Linked DNA regions of Homo sapiens: region 2 is linked to region 1. A link is an interaction called in ENCODE POLR2A ChIA-PET data of the cell type or tissue named here. Cell type or tissue: K562. All regions are shown on one strand. Links, peaks and the distances in the headings refer to the core of each region. The heading gives the core; the rest is flanking DNA.

Region 1 (5,775 bases), core at 996-4,995:
TAGCCTGGGCGACAGAGCAGGACTCCGTCTAAAATAAATAAATAAAAATAAAAAAGGAATTATCAGGTGTTAATTGATCTACATTAAGTCTAAACTAAGAACTATGATCACTATAGGCCAAGTTAAGGATTTTTGAATTGGTCTTAACAACAATGGGAAACTATGCAAGGATTTTAGGCAGAAAAGTCACATGGACGGATTCACATTTTTAAAATTTGTTTATTATTTATTTTTGAGACGGAGTCTGACTCTGTCTCCCAGGCTGGAGTACAGTGGAGCGATCTCAGCTCACTGCAACCTCCACCTCCCGGGTTCAAGCGATTCTCCTGCCTCAGGCTCCTCAGTAGCTGGGATTACAGGCATGCGCCACCACACTCAGCCATTTTTTTTTTTTTCGTATTTTTAGTAGAGACGGAATTTCGCCATGTTGGCCAGACTGGTCTGGAACTCCTGACCTCAAATGTTCCACCCGCCTCGGCCTCCCAAAGTGCCGGGATTACAGGTGAGAGCCACCGCGCCCAGCCAGATTCACGTTTTAAAAAGATCTCTTTAACTTTGTGTAACAACCGCACAGGTCCAGTTCTAGACACTTGACAGGCATCAGGGAACTATAGCAACACATCACTAGTACCGGGCCAATGAAATATCTGCCCTCATAGAGTATGGAAACAGATATAAATAACAAACATAATAAAAATGTGAATTATAAAATGTGTAAGAAGGTGTTAAATGTGATTGGTAAATAGAGGCAGGTAGGAAGAACTGGAGTGATGAGAGTAGGTTGGAAAGCTAGAGTTGTTAGTATAGCCTTAATAAGATTGTGACTGGAAGAAAAGGAGCAATCAAGCCACCTGACATGTGAGGTGTCACAAGCAGAGTACAACCACTATAAAAGTCTAAAGGTGGGTACTTGCATGGAATGTTTGAGGAACAGTAAAAGGGTTCATGTGGCCAGAGTACAAGAGAGGGAGACAGTAATAGAGATGAGATCAGAGAGAAATGAAGGATCGGAGTATATAGGATCTTGTAGGAGATCTTAGGAATTTGGCTTTAATTCAAGTAGAACGGGAAGCTATTGTATAATTCTGATTTTAGGAGAGGCAAATCTGATACATGCTTTAAAATACTGCTTTTAGTAGGTCTTTTGTAAATAGACTATAGGGGACTATATTCGGTTTTATATTCAGATTGCATTAGCCGGGCGCGGTGGCTCACGCCTGTAATCCCAGCACTTTGGGAGGCCGAGGCGGGCTGATCACGAGGTCAGGAGATTGAGACCATCCTGGCTAACATGGTGAAACCCCGTCTCTACTAAAAATACAAAAAATTAGGTAGGCGTGGTGGCAGGCGCCTGTAGTCCCAGCTACTCGGGAGGCTGAGGCAGGAGACTGGCGTGAACCCGGGAGGCAGAGCTTGCAGTGAGCCGAGATCGAGCCACTGCACTCCAGCCTGGGCGACAGAGCGAGACTTCGTCTCAAAAAAAAAAAAAAAAAAAAAAAAAAGATTGCATTAGGTTATTGTATTCTATGAGAAACAGACTCCAGGATATAGTTTTCATGAAGGAAGTCTATTGTGTATCCAGGAATGATATACAAAAGAGGACTCAACCATTCCCATGGGGAGCTCTGGAGCTACAATGATCCTTTAGAAATGTCCTGAATTGGGGAAAAGGAGCTGGGTCATTGTACCCACTCATAGACGTGGCTTTAGATGTAGGCTGATCCCAGAGAAAAGATATAACCTTAAACAGGGTAGCTTTTTAGCTTAGAACAATTCCTGGGAAGAGCTGAGCTTTGAGTTAGCAGCAAACAGCACTCCAGGATGTTGGGTGTCTGAGTACCTTGCTCCACAAAACATTGGGCAATGTAGAAAACCATTGGGTTCTAGGTAGAACACCATCATATCCATTACAGTCTACCACTTGCTCTACTCAGAGCCGCTTCCTTCATATAATGAATTCATCCCACCTGGGAATAACTTTTCTAGGATTCTGGTTGATCTCTTCGTGACTAAATCGTAAAAGAGGCAAGTGGCTGTTTGGCTCCTTCTATACCTCAAAAAAAAAAAAAAAAAAAAAAAAGTCCGCAAACGGTTCCATATATCTAGAGCCGGCAGGCTCCATTTACCCACAGGGGCTGGCCTTGGCCTGAGTGCAGTAATCTCCGAGCTGGACTCTGAGTCCCGGTAGGGAGGAAAGCTCAGCAAGAACATCTGCCAGCCCAGGTTCCTTTCGAGGACCTCAGTACATGTACACACAGGAAAACACCCTAATCCCACTCCAAATCTTCCTGTAGCGTCCTGAGTCTCAGTGGAACCTTGTGATGATCCCATGGAGCGAGGCTTACGAGCAGCGAGTGAGCGACTGGAGCCCAGCCTGCACCTGGAGGGGCGGTTCTGGCCCAGTGCTCCCGGAAAGGGTGGCTTTCGGCAAAGTCTCGGCCTCGCCTTGACCCTCCAGGAAAAATGTTCCTGAGCGGAAAGATCGTTCAAGTTGCCTGCGAACCAAGTCCTTGAGGTCTTTGTGGGGATCAGGCGATGAGAGCATCAATTATAATAATAATAATTTGTTCGGCAAAAAATTGCTCGGGTCTGTTCATGTCCACCCGAGTAGCCACGGACACTTGGCTTTGAAGAGGGCTTTTTCCTTGTCGAAAACAGGAAGGGCTCTGGTGGGAGAAAGGCGGCAGGTGTACTTCGGTTTATATGCACACCACAGGTGACAAGGAGAACCTTCTCTCCTAAACGGCTAAAGATGGTGCGGGGGTGCAATTCTAAAAACGTGCACTGAGAAATTCAGCTAAGGATTCCTCAAAAATACAGGTTGCTTCTGCCCGGTTTCGAACCGGGGACCTTTCGCGTGTGAGGCGAACGTGATAACCACTACACTACAGAAGCCCTGACATTTGATAGTTTTTCTCCTAGGAGAAGAAGAAAATTTTTCTGGATATCCCAGATTTGGTAACATCGAATTGATCTTTTCTTTCAGGAAATTATCAAGGTTGATAAGCTTTCCTATTTATTAAAATCAGTAATATCGGAGTTCACGAGTCATACAAAGAAAATACTGCGACTTGGGGAAAATTTTCTTTTCAAACACAGCACAGAAATTTTACACAGCCCCCCAGTAGAGGACATTTTTTTTAAAGTACTCCCTCTGTTAGGCTTTCTCCAACAGCAGAAGGCTCTGTGATCTCCATCTCTTGGGAGGCAGAAAATTACCACAAGAAAATAGCCGGGAGGCAGCGGATTGAACCCTGGAAACGGCCCGCTCTTTGTGCTGGGCGGTGCTCGAAGGGAAGAAACTGAGGGCCCGGGAGTCGAGTGTGTCCAGTTGTCTGCCAGGCAGGATAAGGACTGGGAAAAATGAAAAAAAAATTCCTAGACATACACAACCTACCAAGCCTGAATCATGAAGACACAGAAAATATGAACATACCAATAGTAGATAAGGAAATTGAATCAGCAATAAAAACATCTCCCATCAAAGAAAAGCCCAGGACCTGTAGCGTCTCTAGTGAATTCTACCAACTATTTAAAGAACTAATAACATTTATTATGGAAAACAGTATTGTGGTTCCTCAAAAAATTAAAAATAGAGATACCATATGATCCAGCAAACTCTCTAGTGGGTATATAGCTAAAGGAAGTGAAATCAGTATGTCCAAGAGATTATCTGCATACCACCAAGATATGGAATTCTTCTTTTTTTTTTTTTTTGGTGGCACAGAATCTCTCTCTGTCGCCCAGGGTGCGATTTTGACTCACTGCAACCTCTGTCTCCCGGGCTCAAACGATTCTTGTGCCTCAGTCTCCCGAGTAGCTGGGATTACAAGCCTATGCCAATATACCCCGCTGATTTTTTTTTTTTTTTGTATTTTTAGTAGGGGCGCGTTTTCACCATGTTGCCCAGGCTGGTCTTGAACTTCTGGGCTCTCCTCGGCCTCCCAAAGTGCTGGGATTGCAGGCGTGAGCAACGGCGCCCAGCCAAGATATGGAATTCTTGTGTTCACCAATGGATGAATGGATAGAGAAATGCGTTTAGCTTCCCTGTGCCTTGGAAGTATCATTTCCAATTTATCATGGGTGTGTACATTTTTATTGGTGTACTTGTGAGCTCATCACTAATTTTTGCAGTCTGTTAATCTACCATAGTTTCAGTTTCATTGTATTTTCTTATATATTTATATTGTGTACTGATGTGTGCATGGATTAGTAATGAGTACTCTATTATTTTTAATGTCATAATTATTCATTATTTATTTATTATTTATTAAAAATAATATTTAATATTAAATATTATTTATTACTTATATTATTTATTATTATAATAATTTATAATATGTCACATTATAAAATATTATTTAATTAAAATTTAATGTCACTCTATTATTTTAATATCATAAAATACATGAAAATACATTTTTCTGTAGAATCACGTTTTCCTCCTACTGTGAATAAAGACATAACTCACTAAGGGGAAGAATCTTGGCCAAAATGTGTGATAAATCATGCAGCAGTTAAAAGTGTGCAAAAACAAACAGTAAAGGTGAAAGGAGGCACAAATTTAATAAAGTTACTCCATAAATCATAATTGACATTAAATGTTGGAATGTAGGAACTGATTTATTAACCATATAAATTTAAAACACACATGTTATCTTTTGACAAATTGTTTACCTATTTTAGTTTTCAAAGTGGGCAAAATTAACACCTCAAAACATATAAGTGTTTTCAGAGAAGGATCACAGAGTGTGTGTGTGTGTGTGTGTGTGTGTGTGTGTGTATAATGGTAATATGTAGACTTAACAGCACCTTTTGCCTAAATGACAAAATGGCCTAGACCCAATCTGGCAGAGTCCTTTTTCCAGAAGAACTGGGAAAACTTTTCATATTTAAGTTTGGAACAACAGAGAGAACGGGAAGACTTTGGCATTTAGAGAATGTGAATATTTGTATTTCTCGATAAAGTGAGAAATCTTTTTGGAAAAGCTATGGCTTTAATCAGTTTCAAATCTGAGACCCCTTTCTTGTAGGCAGATGTGCTAACCAGTACACCCCAAAAAACTTTCTCTTCTGTGCAGCAATCCATAGCAGAATGAAAGGAGGATTCTTTGGATATACTCAAACCTAATAACTTTTAATATGTTTTTCTTTTTAGTATATTTTTATCCACAGTGTGTTTCTTCCTTCATACTTTCAATTCGTTAAAATTAACATTTAGGTTGGTGCAAAAGTAGTTGCAGTTTCGGACCATGAATTTTTAAATCATTATAACTAGGCTCAAACACATCTTTATTAATCAAAATAGGAACCATTACAATCAACACATTTTTGCCAACAAGAAATAAGTTTGTTTATTCCTGGAGGGTAAAAATCTGTGCTTCGGGATTGGACAGAAAATGCTTGCATCCCCTCGTTGTGGAAGCGTTTTACCTGCAAAAAGTTGTGGAGATGTTTGAAGAAGTGGTAGTCGATTGGTGAGAGGTCAGATGAATATGATGGATTAGGAAAATCTTCGTAGCCCAATTCGCTCAACTTCAGAAGCGTTATTTGTGCGACGTGCAGTCGAGTCAACGTTGTTGTGAAGAATTGGGCCCTTCCTGTTAACCAATGCTGGCTGCAGGCATTGCAGTTTTCGATGTATCTCATTGAGTTGCTGAGCATACTTCTCAGATGTAATGGTTTCACGGGTATTCGGAAAGCTACAGTGAATCAGACAAGCAGCAGACCACCAAACAGCGAATATGACCTTTTTTTGGTACAAGTTTGGCTTTG
Region 2 (5,775 bases), core at 1,218-5,217, 380 kb after region 1:
AGTGAGATAGCATCTGAGGTCCCTTAGGATGGCTATTAGAAAAAAAGAAAAAGAAAACAAAAAGCAAAATAAATACCAGCAAGGATATGGAAAATTATTATTCTGGTGCATTGCTGGTGGGAATGTAAAATAGTACAGCCACTGTAGAAAACAGTATGGCAGTTTCTAAAAAAATTAAACATATTATTACCATACGGTCCAACAATTCCACTTCTAGGTGTTTATCTAAACGAATTGAAAGCAGAAGCTCAGCCGGGCCCTGTGGCTCACGCCTGTAATCCCAGCACTTTGGGAGGCCGAGGTGGGCAGATCACGAGGTCAGGAGAGTCAGGAGATCGAGACCATCCTGGCTAACATGGTGAAACCCCGTCTCTACTAAAAATACAAAAAAATTAGCCGGGCGTGGTGGCGGGCTTCTGTAGTCCCAGCTACTCGGGAGGCTGAGGCAGGAGAATGGCATGAACCCGGGTGGCGGAGCTTGCATTAACCCAAGATCAGGCCACTGCATTCCAGCCTGGGTGACAGAGCGAGACTCCGTCTCAAAAAAAAAAAAAAAAAAAAAAAGAAAGCAAAAGCTCAGATACTTGCACGCCAGTTGTTCCCAGCAGCATTATTCACAATAGTCAAAAGATGGGGCTGGGCATGCTGGGTCACATCTGTAATTCCAGCAGTTTGGGAGGCTGAGGCTGAAGGAACCCTTGAGGCAAGGAGTTCAAGACAGGATTGGGCAAAATGCAAGACCGCTACTTCTACAAAAAAAATTTAAAATTAGCTGCCATTGCACTCCAGCCTGGTGACAGTGTGAGACCTTTTCATCCCCTCCCCCCCAAAAAAGATAGATTTAACCCAATGTCCATTGACAGATAAATGTGTGATATATACATGCAATGGGATATACTTAAGCCTTAGAAAAAATGAAATTCTCATAAATACCATGACGTGAATGAACTTTGAGGACATTAAACTAAGTGAAAAAAGCCAAACAGGACAAGTATTGTATAATCCACTTCTATTAGATACATAAAAGCACAAGCAAAATTTATAGAGATAGACAATGGGTACCAAGGGCTGAAGGGGAGCAGATGGGGAGTTTTTGTTTAATGGTTATAGAGTTTCAGTTTGGGATGCTAAAAAAGTTCTGGAGATGGATGATGGTGATGGTTCCACCACACTGAATTTATTTAATTTTACCAAAATGTACTCTTAAAATGATAAAAATGGCAAATTTTATATTATGCATGTTTTACCACAATTTAAAAAATGCCATGGGGGAAAATATGCATAAGGATATAAAGTAAGTGATCTAGAAGAGAAATGTTAAAAATATACAAAACAAAAGCTAATCCTATGTTTAGTTTTTTACCTGGTGTGGCTATATTAACTTTACTATTTGTTTGTTTATTTTTATTTATTTATTTTTTGAGATGGAGTCTCACACCGTCACCCATACTGGAGTTTAGTGGCATGATCTCAGCTCACTGCAACTTCCATCTCCCAGGTTCAAGCGATTCTCCTGCCTCAGCCTCCAGAGTAGCTGGGATTCCAGGCGTGCACCACCATGCCCAGCTAATTTTTGTATTTTTAGTAGAGACAGGGTTTCACCATGTTGGCCAGCTGGGTTTCAAATTCCTGACATCAAGTGGTCCTCCTGCCTCCACCTCCCCAAGTTATAGGATCACACCTATAATCCAAAGTGGGATTATAGGTGTGAGCCACCACATCCGGCCAACATTTTTTAAAATGTAGAATTTAAGACAAGAAGCATTACCACAGAGATATTTCATAACAATAAGGTATGCATTTTATAGTAATAGGAGACATTTTATAAAAGAGAAACATAAACATTCTAAATGTGTATGCATCCAATAACATGGTTTCAAAATATATAGACCAAAAATGATGTGAAAACTTATGTCCACACAAAAATCTGTATACAATTGTTAATAGCAGCTTTATTTGTAATAGCAAAACACTGGAAAGCATCAAAATGTCTTTCAGTATGTGAATGGTTAAATAAACAGTTGTCCATCCATACCATGGAATACTCAACAATAAAAAGTCAGGAGCTATTGATATCATGAGTTGGACGGATCTTGAGGGAACTAGGCTGTGGAAAAGGCCAATCTTTAAAGGTCATCTATTATATGATTCTATTTCTATAACATTCTCAAAACAAAAAAGAATGGTAGAATTTTTGTCAAGGCCGGGCACAGTGGCTTACGTCTGTAATCCGAGAACTGTGGGAGGCCGAGGCGAGAGGATCACTTGAAGTCAGGAGTTTGAGACCAGCCTAGCCAACATGGTGAAACCTCATCTCTACTAAAAATAGAAAAAGTAGCCAGGCCTGGCAACTGACACCTGTAATCCCAGCTACTCGGGAGGCAGAGGCAGAGGCAGGAGAATCACTTGAACGCGGGAGGCAGAGGTTGCAGTGAGCCGAGATTGCACTCCAGCCTGGGTGACAGAGCGAGACTCTATCTTAAACAAAAAAAAAAAAAAGAATTTTTGTTAAGAGGAGAGGTAAGTTGGTATGACTAATTAAGGGGTGGCATTAACAGGGAGATATTTATGGTGCTGGAATTGTTTTAGTGTCTTGTTTCCAGTGTTAGGTACACAAACCTACACATGTGATAAAAATGATTTAGAACCATACACACATGTCATACCAATATTAAATTCCTGTGTTCGATATTGTGTTATATAAGAAGTAACCATTGGGCTGGCACATTGAGTGGCTCACCCATGTAATCCCAGCACTTTGGGAGGCTGAGATGGGTGGATCACCTGAGGTCAGGAATTTAAGATTAGCTAGGCCAACATGGCGAAACCTTGTCTCTACTTAAAATACAAAAATTAGCCTGGTGTGCTGGTGGGTGCCCGTAATCCCAGCTACTCCGGAGCCTGAGGCAGGAGAATCGCTTGAACCCAAGAGGGGAGGTTGCAGTGAGCCGAGATCACGCCACTGGACTCCCTCCTGGGCGACAGAGCGAGACTCCGTCTCAAAAAAAAAAAAAAAAAAAAAAAAAGAAGTAATCATTGTAGGAAACTGGGTTAAGGGTACAGGGGAGTTCTCTACTTTCTTTGTAACTCCTTGTTAATCTATAATAATTTCAAAATTAAAAGTTAAGATGACCTGATGGTTCACAGGAACTAAATAGTGAAAAGAAAAACAGGCTGGGCACGGTGGCTCACGCCTGTAATCCCAGCACTTTGGGAGGCCGAGGCGGGCGGATCATGAGGTCAGGAGATTGAGACCATCCTGGCTAACACGGTGAAACCCCCGTCTCTACTAAAAATACAAAAAATTAGCCGGGCGTGGTGACGGGCACCTGTAGTCCCAGCTACTCAGGAGGCTGAGGCAGGAGAATGGCGTGAACCCGGGAGGCGGAGCTAGCAGTGAGCCGAGACCGCGCTACTGCACTCCAGCCTGGGCAACAGAGTAAGACTCCGTCTCAAAAAAAAAAAAAAAAGAAAGAAAAAAAGAAAACAACAAAACCACGATGGAACTAAAAATAGGAAAATCCACACTCATGGCTGAAGGTTTTCCATACTTCCTGTGAGGTCACAGGGCAAACCACTGCCCCCAAAATTGGAGAGACAGAAAGGCAAATACGGAGTACTACAACTTACCAGACCGGAAACCCAAAGAGCAAAATCCTCCACCTGAATCAGTGCTAGAGGAGGGACACCTGAGCTGTAATTAAGAAACTGCTTGAGGCTTTCTGTGGACAAATCTCAGGGAAAAACCTCCAGCTACAAATTTGTGAATTTTATCTCAGGAGCTCAACCAAGTTCTCACAATGAGGGAGAAAAATCTCCTCTGGTAGCGGGTAGGGCAAGAACCAGTTTGCAACAGGCCAGATCATTCTGTTCTTTTTTTTTTTTTTTTTTTTTTTTTTAGGACGGAGTCTCGCTCTATCGCCCAGACTGGCGTGCAGCGGCGCGATCTCAGCTTACTGCAACCTCCGCCTCCTGGGTTTTAAGCAGTTCTCTCTGCCTCAGCCTCCTGAGCAGCTGGGATCACAGGCGCCTGCCACCACGCCCGGCTGATTTTTGTATCTTTAGTAGAGACGGGGTTTCGCCATGTTGGCCAAGCTGATCTTGAACTCCTGATCTCAGGTGATCCACCTGCCTCGGCCTCCCAAAGCGCTGGGATTACAGGCTTGAGCCACCGCGCCCGGCCCATTCTGTTCTTAACAAGGTCTGCCCTCAGAAGAAACCATTTAATCTCGATCTAACCTGCTGGGGTTTTATCAAGAGCCCGATGGATCTGCGGGAAGGGAAATAACCAACTCCAGCCCACTCTAGCCATCCAGTACCACCGAAAGTGGGGAAAAACCTAAAAAGCATGTTTAAAGCTCACAGTCCACTGATACAGGCTCACTAATAGACTGAGACCTACTTGTGGGACTACAGAATGCTTTTCTCCCTCCACACTTTGCCACCACATTACTAAAGGCCTGCTTATAGCAGCTCATTTTATCCAGCACAGCATGTCCTGCTATCAAGAAAAACATAAGATATAAAAAAAGACAAAATACACAGTTTAAAGAGAGAGAGCAAACATCAGAACCAGACTCGGATATGACAGGGATGTTGGAATTCTCAAACCAGGAATTTGAAACAACTGATTAAGATGCTAAGAATAAGATGACAGCATACAAGAACACATGGGCAATGTAAGCAGAGAGATGGAAATTCTAAGAAAGAACCAAAAAGACATGCTAGTGATCAAAAACACTATAACACCAAGACAATGAAAATACAAGCTGCAGACTGAGAGAAAATACATGCAAAAGACCTATCGGATAAAGTACTGTTATTCAAAATACACAAAGAGCTCTTAAAACTCATCAGTAAGAACACAAACAACCCCATGAAAAAATGGCCAAAGACCTTAACAGTCACTTCACCAAAGAAGATATACAGATGATTAATATGCATATGAAAAGATGGTCCACAGCATATGTTTAGGGAAATTCAAATTTTAAAAAAATGAGATAACACAACATACCTATTAAAATGGCCGAAATCCAGAACACTGACAACACCAAATGCTGATGAGGATGTGGAGCGACACCAACTCTCATTCATTGCTGGTGGAAATGCAAAATTGTACCATCTCTTTGAAAGACAATTTGGCAGTTTCTTTAAAAGCTAAATATACTTTTACCATAACATTCAGCAATTGCACTCCTTAATATTTACCCAAAGAATTAAAGAGCTTAAGTCCACAAAAAACCTGCACATGAGTGTTTATAACAACTTTATTCATAATTTTCAAAACTTGGAAGCAACCAAGCTGTCCTTCAATAGGTGAATAGATGAACAAACTGTGGTATATCCATACAATGAAATATTGTTCAATGACAAAAAGAAATCAGCTATAAAGTCATTAAAAGACATAGAGGAACTTTACATGCATTTTTTTTATTTTGTATTTTGTTGTTGTTGTTGTTGTTTTTGAGACAGAGTCTCTGTTGCCCAGGCTAGAGTGCAATGGCACGATCTCGGCTCACTGCAACCTCCACCTCCCGGGTTCAAGCTATTCTCATGTCTCAGCCTCCCTAGTAGCTGGGATTACAGGCGCCCACCACCGCGCCCAGCTAGTTTTTGTATTTTTAGTAGAGACGGGGTTTCACCATGTTGGTCAGGTTGGTCTCGAACTCCCGACCTCAGGTGATCCGCCCGCCTCGGCCTCCCCAAGTGCTGGGATTACAGGCGTGAGCCACGGCGCCTAGCTACGTGCATATTTTGTTTGTTTGTTTTTTGTCT

The links. Peaks named below come from ENCODE experiments on the same cell type or tissue, not always from the same donor. Only the 100,000 strongest peaks of a DNase experiment are listed, where the experiment ranks them.
Region 2: POLR2A ChIA-PET joins it to region 1 with 5 read pairs; 2 of 35 experiments call an interaction of 5 or more read pairs at or near these places.

Annotation. Positions count from the first base shown.
Region 1 is chr6:27,277,448-27,283,222 of GRCh38, forward strand. It overlaps TRV-CAC2-1 (tRNA-Val (anticodon CAC) 2-1), which reads right to left and starts at 2,895; the gene lies at 2,823-2,895. RefSeq lists a silencer at 2,019-2,245. In K562, for the core only: no CTCF peak of the experiment used is centred there; DNase peaks (open chromatin) are centred at 2,164, 2,374, 2,804 and 3,194; H3K4me3 peaks cover 2,207 bases.
Region 2 is chr6:27,655,531-27,661,305 of GRCh38, forward strand. No RefSeq gene overlaps it. Among named protein-coding and RNA genes, the nearest start is that of TRV-AAC3-1, 7.4 kb to the left of the region's middle. In K562, for the core only: no CTCF peak of the experiment used is centred there; no DNase peak of the experiment used is centred there.